2 separate regions of the Homo sapiens genome follow, and region 1 is linked to region 2. Evidence: chromatin loops called from intact Hi-C (ENCODE). Cell type or tissue: HCT116. All regions are shown on one strand. Each heading gives the region's core, and the rest is flanking DNA. Links, peaks and the distances in the headings are about the cores only.

Evidence for each region. Hi-C counts contacts between places; a loop is a spot of excess contacts. Peaks named below come from ENCODE experiments on the same cell type or tissue, not always from the same donor. Only the 100,000 strongest peaks of a DNase experiment are listed, where the experiment ranks them.
Region 1: a loop joins it to region 2, with 4 times the contacts of the local background. A loop is called at or near these places in 2 of 110 quality-filtered maps.

What each region holds. Positions count from the first base shown.
Region 1 is chr12:46,341,081-46,343,995 of GRCh38, reverse strand. No RefSeq gene overlaps it. Among named protein-coding and RNA genes, the nearest start is that of SLC38A2, 30 kb to the left of the region's middle. In HCT116, for the core only: a CTCF peak has its summit at 1,291 (motif pointing left); a DNase peak (open chromatin) is centred at 1,295.
Region 2 is chr12:47,306,758-47,309,672 of GRCh38, reverse strand. It overlaps LOC105369747 (a long non-coding RNA gene), which reads left to right and starts at 2,274. Exons shown (of 2, transcript NR_135024.1): 1 at 2,274-2,354. RefSeq lists an enhancer at 2,157-2,915. In HCT116, for the core only: a CTCF peak has its summit at 1,675; a DNase peak (open chromatin) is centred at 1,732.

The DNA of each region.
Region 1 (2,915 bases), core at 179-2,678, 970 kb after region 2:
TAATGCTGAATTTTATGTTGTTTGTTGTTCTGCAAGAAACCTACTGCTTGTTTCTTTTTAGGTCATTTTAATTGCTTTATGCTGGTGATGGTTGGTAAAGTTAAAGAAAAGGCCTGTGTTTCATGTTTGCAACTTGGATGCCAACTCAGCCATAGTAGGGTAGGGCACCAGGCAGAGTTGTGAGGCCCCATTACAGCCCTAGCTCCTGGATGTCATTTCTAGACACACACTGGGCCGGAAGAGAGCCTGCTGCCTTGAAGGGAAAGACTGAGTCTGGAAGAATTCATCACCTGCTGACTGTGAGCCATTGGCCTCTGAATAATCAGCAGTGGTAACCAGGTAGTACTCACTGTGGCCCATGGGTGAGACTCTGAGATGTACTGGCTTCAGGTGTGATACAGCACACTCACAGCTGTTGTGGCTACAAGAAGAGATACTTTATGTTTGAGAAAAGCAGAGAAACGATAAAGGGGACTTTGTCTTGCATCTTAGGTACCAGATAGGCCAGAGTGGAGAAAAGCACCAACTGGGGTGCTGGGGTCCCCAGTTTCAGGTGTTGGCTCTTGAATCACATTTTTGGACCTACACTGTGCCAGAGGGGAGACTACTGCCCTGAAGGGTGAGTCACAGGCCTGGCAGCATTTATTATAAGAGCGGACTAAAGACCACATGGGCCTTAAGTAAACATTGGTGGCACCATGGCAGTACTCCCTTGGGCTTGTGGTGGTGCTGGTGGACACAGGGAGAGACTCCTCTGCTTGGGGAAAGGGGAGAAAAGAGTGGAAGGGACCTTGTCTTGTAGTTTCAGTGCCAGCTTAGCCACAGTAGAATAGAGCATCAGGTAGATTTCTAAGGTTTTTGACTGTAGGTTCTGGCTCCTGGACAACATCTCTGGACCCACCCAGGGCCCAGGGGGAACTTGCTGCACTGCAGAGAAGGACATAAGACTTGTTGGCTTCACCACCTACTGATTGTAGAGCCTTGGGGCCTTGAGCAAATATAGGTGGTAGTCAGGTTGTGATTACAGTGGGCCTTGGGCAAGATCCAGCACTGTGCTGGCTTCAGTTCTGACTCAGCACAGTCCCAGTAGTAGAGGCCACAGGGGTGCTTGTGTTACTACAACCACTCCTAGTTCCAGGCAGCTCAGCATAGACAGAGGGAGACTCTGGGAGAAAGCAAGGGAAGAGAACAAGAGTCTCTGCCTGGTAATCCAGATAATCATTGCAGATCTTATCCAAGACCACTACGCAGTACCTCTACTAGGCTACAAGAATTATAGCATTACTGGGCTTGGAGTGCCCCCTAATGCAGATATGGCTGCAGTGACCAAAAACTTAGATCACAGTGCCCAATTCGCTTCAAATATCTGGAAAGCCTTCCCAAGAAGGACGGGTACAGACAAGTCCAGAATGAAAAGACTACAATAAATACACAACTCTTCAATGCCCAGACACTGACAAACATCCATAAGCACCAAGACCATCCCGAAAAACATGACCTCACCAAGCAAACTAAATAAGGCACCCAGGGGCAATACCAGAGAGACAGATATACATGACCTTTCAGACAGAGAATTCATAGTAGCTACTTTGAGGACACTCAAAGAAATTCAAGATAATGCAGAGAAGGAATTCATAATCTTATCAAATAAATTTAATAAAGAAATAGAATAAGTTTTTAAAATCAAGAAGAAACTCTGGAGTTGAAAAATGCAACTGACATACTCAAGAATACACCAGAGTCTCTTAATTGCAGGATTGATCAAGCAGAAGAAAGAATTAGTTAGCTTGAAGACAGCCTATTTGAAAATACAAAGTCAGAAGAGAAAAAAGAAAAAAGAATAAAGCACATTTACAAGATCTAGAAACTAGCCTCAAAAGGGCAAATCTAATAGTTATTGGCCTTACTGAGGAGGTTGATAGATAAAGGCAGAAAATTTATTCAAAGGGAAAAGAACAGAGGTATTCCCAAGCCTAGAGAAAGATATCAATATCCGAGTACAAGAAGGTTATAGAACACCAAGGATCTTTAACCCAAGGAAAACTACGTCAACGCATTTAATAATTCAACTCCCAAAAGTCACGGACAAAGAAAGGATCCTAAAAGCATCAACAGAAAGGAAATATATAGCATGCAATGGAGCTCCAATACATCTGGCAGCAGACTTTTCAGTAGAACACTTACAGGCCAGGAGAGAGTGGCAGGACATATTGAAAGTACTGAAGGAGGAAAAAACTTTTATCCTACAAAAGAATAGCCAGCAAAAACATCCTTCAAACAAGAAAGAGAAATAAAGCCTTTCCCAAACAAAAGCTGAGAGATTTTATCAACACCAGACCTGTCCTACAAGAAATGCTAAAGCAAGTACTTCAATCTGAAAGAAAAGGACATTAATGACCAGTAAGAAATCATCTGAAGATACAAAACTCACTGGTAATAGTAAGTATAGAGAAAAACACAGACTACTAAAACACTGTAATTGTAGTATATAAACTACTCATATCTTAAGTAGAAAGACAAAAAGAAGAACTGATCACAATAATAACTATAACTTTTTAAGACCTAGTACAGTAAGATATAAATAGAAAAGACAAAGAGTTAAAAGGTGGTAAGACAAAGTTGAAGGAGAGAGTTTTTATTAGTTTTCCTTTTGCTTGCTTGTTAGTTTCTTTGTTTATGCAATCAATGTTAAGTTTTCATCGGTTTAAAATAATGGGTTATATATATTATTTGTAAGCCTCATGGTAATCTCAAATATAAAAACATACAAGAGATGCACAAAAATAAAAAAACAATCTACAAATTCAATGCAATTCCCATCAAAATACAACCATCATTCTTCACAGAACTAGAAAAAACAATTCTAAAATCCATATGAAACCAAAAAACAGCCCACATAGCCAAAGCAAGATTAA
Region 2 (2,915 bases), core at 216-2,715:
TTTAGGTGGAATGGGTTTCCTGTAGGCATTATATAGTTGAGTCTCGTTTCTTTATTCATTCATCCACTCTATGCCTTTTAATTGGAGAATTCAGTGAATTTACATTCAGTGTTATTGATAAGGACTCACTGCTGCTATTTTGTTGTTTTCTGATTATTTTGTAATTCCTCCCTTCCTTCTTGCTTTTTTACTGTCTCTCTTTGTGGTTAAGTGACTTTCTCTGGTAGTAAGTTTTAATTTGTTGCTTTTAACTTTTAGTGAATCTATTATAGGTTTTTGCATTGGGGTTACCATGAGGCTTATGAAAAACATTTTATAGATAAAACAAATTATTTTAAGGAGATAACAACTTATCTTAGACCACAAAGAAAAGAATGGAAACACACAAAGCAAAAGCAAAAAAAAAAAAATCTACAACTTCCTTACTCTCACATTTTGACTTTTGTCTTAATTTGCCTCTGTTTATATTGCCTATATTTTAACAGGTTAATGTAGCTATTATTGTTTTGGTAGATGCATCTTTTGGGCTTCATACTAGAGTTATGAGTGGATTGCACTCCACAATTACAGTGTAAGAGTATTCTGGGTTTGTCTACTTACTTAATTTTACCAGTGGGTTTTACACCTTCAAATATTTTATTTCTTCTTTTTTTCTTTCTTTAGTTTTTCTTTCTTTTTTCTTTTCTTTTTTCTCTTTTTATTGCACATTTTGCTTTTAGATTGATTGAAGAACTCCCTTTAGCATTTTTTGTATGACAGGTCTGGTGGTGGTGAATTCTCTTCCCTTTTGCTTATCTGGGAACGACTTTATCTCTCCTTCACAGGTGAAGAATACCCTTGCTGGACACTATTCTTGAATGGTAGTTTTTTTCTTTCAGTACTTCTTTGAAAATGTTATCCTACTCCCTCCTGGCCTGTATGGTTTCCATTGAGAAGTTTATTGCCAGATGAATTGGAAATCCTTTATATGTTACTTGCTTTTCTCTTGCTGCCTTTAGGATCCTCTTTGTCCTTCACCTTTGGGAGTTTATTATATGCCTTGGAGCAGTCTTATTTGAGTCAAATCTTATTTTGTGTTCTCTGACCTTCCAGTACCTGGATATTTATATTTTTCTCAAGTTTGGAAAGTTTTATGTTATTATTTCTTTGATTAAACTTTCTACCCCTTCCCCTTGCTCGACTTTCTCTTAAACACCAATAATTTTTAGATGTGGTCTTTTGAGTTAATTTTATAGGCAATCATCATTCCTTTTCATTCTTTTTTTTCTTTTTTCTCCTCTTACTATATGTTTTCAAATAGCCTGTCTTCTCTGCTATTGAGAGCCTCTAATGAATTTTTCAGTTCACCAAATATTTTTCTAAGTTCCAAAATTTTTGTTTTTCTAAATTATTTAGATTTCTTTGTTAAATTGCTCTGATAAATTTCTGAAATTTGTTTTCCGTGTTATCTTGGCGATCACTGAGTTTCCTTAAAACTGCCGTTTAGGGTCAGTCACTGGTTTCTTGTTTTGTCCATTTGGGGAGACCTTGGTTTCCTGTTTGCTGTTGTTTCTTGTGGATGTATGTCTATGTCTTTACATTGAAGGATTAATTATTTATTCCAGTCTTCTCTGTCTGGCTTGTTTTGATTTTTATTGGCTACAATTGCTTAAAGGTTCTTTATTGCTATGGACTGTCTTCTTTTCAGCTCTAGGTGGCGTCTTTACGCCAGGTTCACCTCAGCTCTAGTAAATGATCAGAGCATGCCCTTTCTGAGTGGCAGAGGTCCCTAAGGGGATATCCTGGCAGTGTAGGAAGGTTGGCTAGAAGTTCGTCCCCAGGAGACCTGTGGAACAAACCTTCTGCAGTATGGTGCTGCTGAACAGTCACTCTGATTTGGTGTCTTGTTTGGCTGATTTACAAAGCAGTTCCCAGGGCAGGGGATGGTAGTCTTCCCTCCCCACCGGTTCTGACTGTTCTCAGGGATATTTCTCTTTTCAGGCACTCACAGTGCTTCCTGTGGCTCTAAGGTAGGGATGGGTCTCTTGCCATGGAACCCAGGATGATGAAGTTGGTTATCCACCTCAACCTCATTTTTTCCAGTGAGAAACTGAGTTGGGGGAAATTATTTCTTGTGCTTGATACCAGTCAGAATGAGGGGAGAGACGTCACAAATGTGGAAGTGTGTCCAGAATTGGTGGGTTCTTGGACTCGCTTACTTCAAGAATGAAGCCGCGGATCCTCGCAGTGAGTGTTGCAGTTCTTAAAGATGGTGTGTCCGGAGTTTGTTCCTTCAGATGTTCAGATGGGTCCGGAGTTTCTTCCTTCTGGTGGGTTCGTGGCTGACATCAGGAGTGAAGCTGCATCCCTTTGTGGTGAGTGTTACAGCTCTTAAAGGCGATGCGTCTGGAGTTATTCCTTCCTCCCGGTGGGTTCATGGTCTTGCTGGCCTCAGGAGTGAAGCTGCAGACCTTCGCGGTGAGTGTTACAGTTCATAAAGGTGGCGTGTCCGGAGTTGTTTGTTCCTCCCATCTGGAATTGTTCGTCCCTCCTGGTGAGTTCGTGGTCTCGCTGGCTTCAGGAGTGAAGCTGCAGACCTTCGTGGTTAGTGTTACAGTTCATAAAGGCAGTGCCAACCCAAAGAGTGAGCAGCAGCAAGATTTATTGCAAAGAGCTAAACCCTCCACAGCGTGCAACGGTACCCGCGTTGTGGCTGCTGGCTTGGGTGACCTGCTTTTATTCCCTTGTATGGCCCCACCCACATCCTGCTGGTTGTTCCATTTTACAGAGAGCTGATTGGTCCATTTTGACAGAGTGCTGATTGGTGCGTTTACAAACCTTTAGCTAGACACAGAGTGCTGATTGTGCTGATTGGTGCGTTTACAGTCCTTTAGCTAGACACAAAAGTTCTCCAAGTCCCCACCCAATTAGCTAGA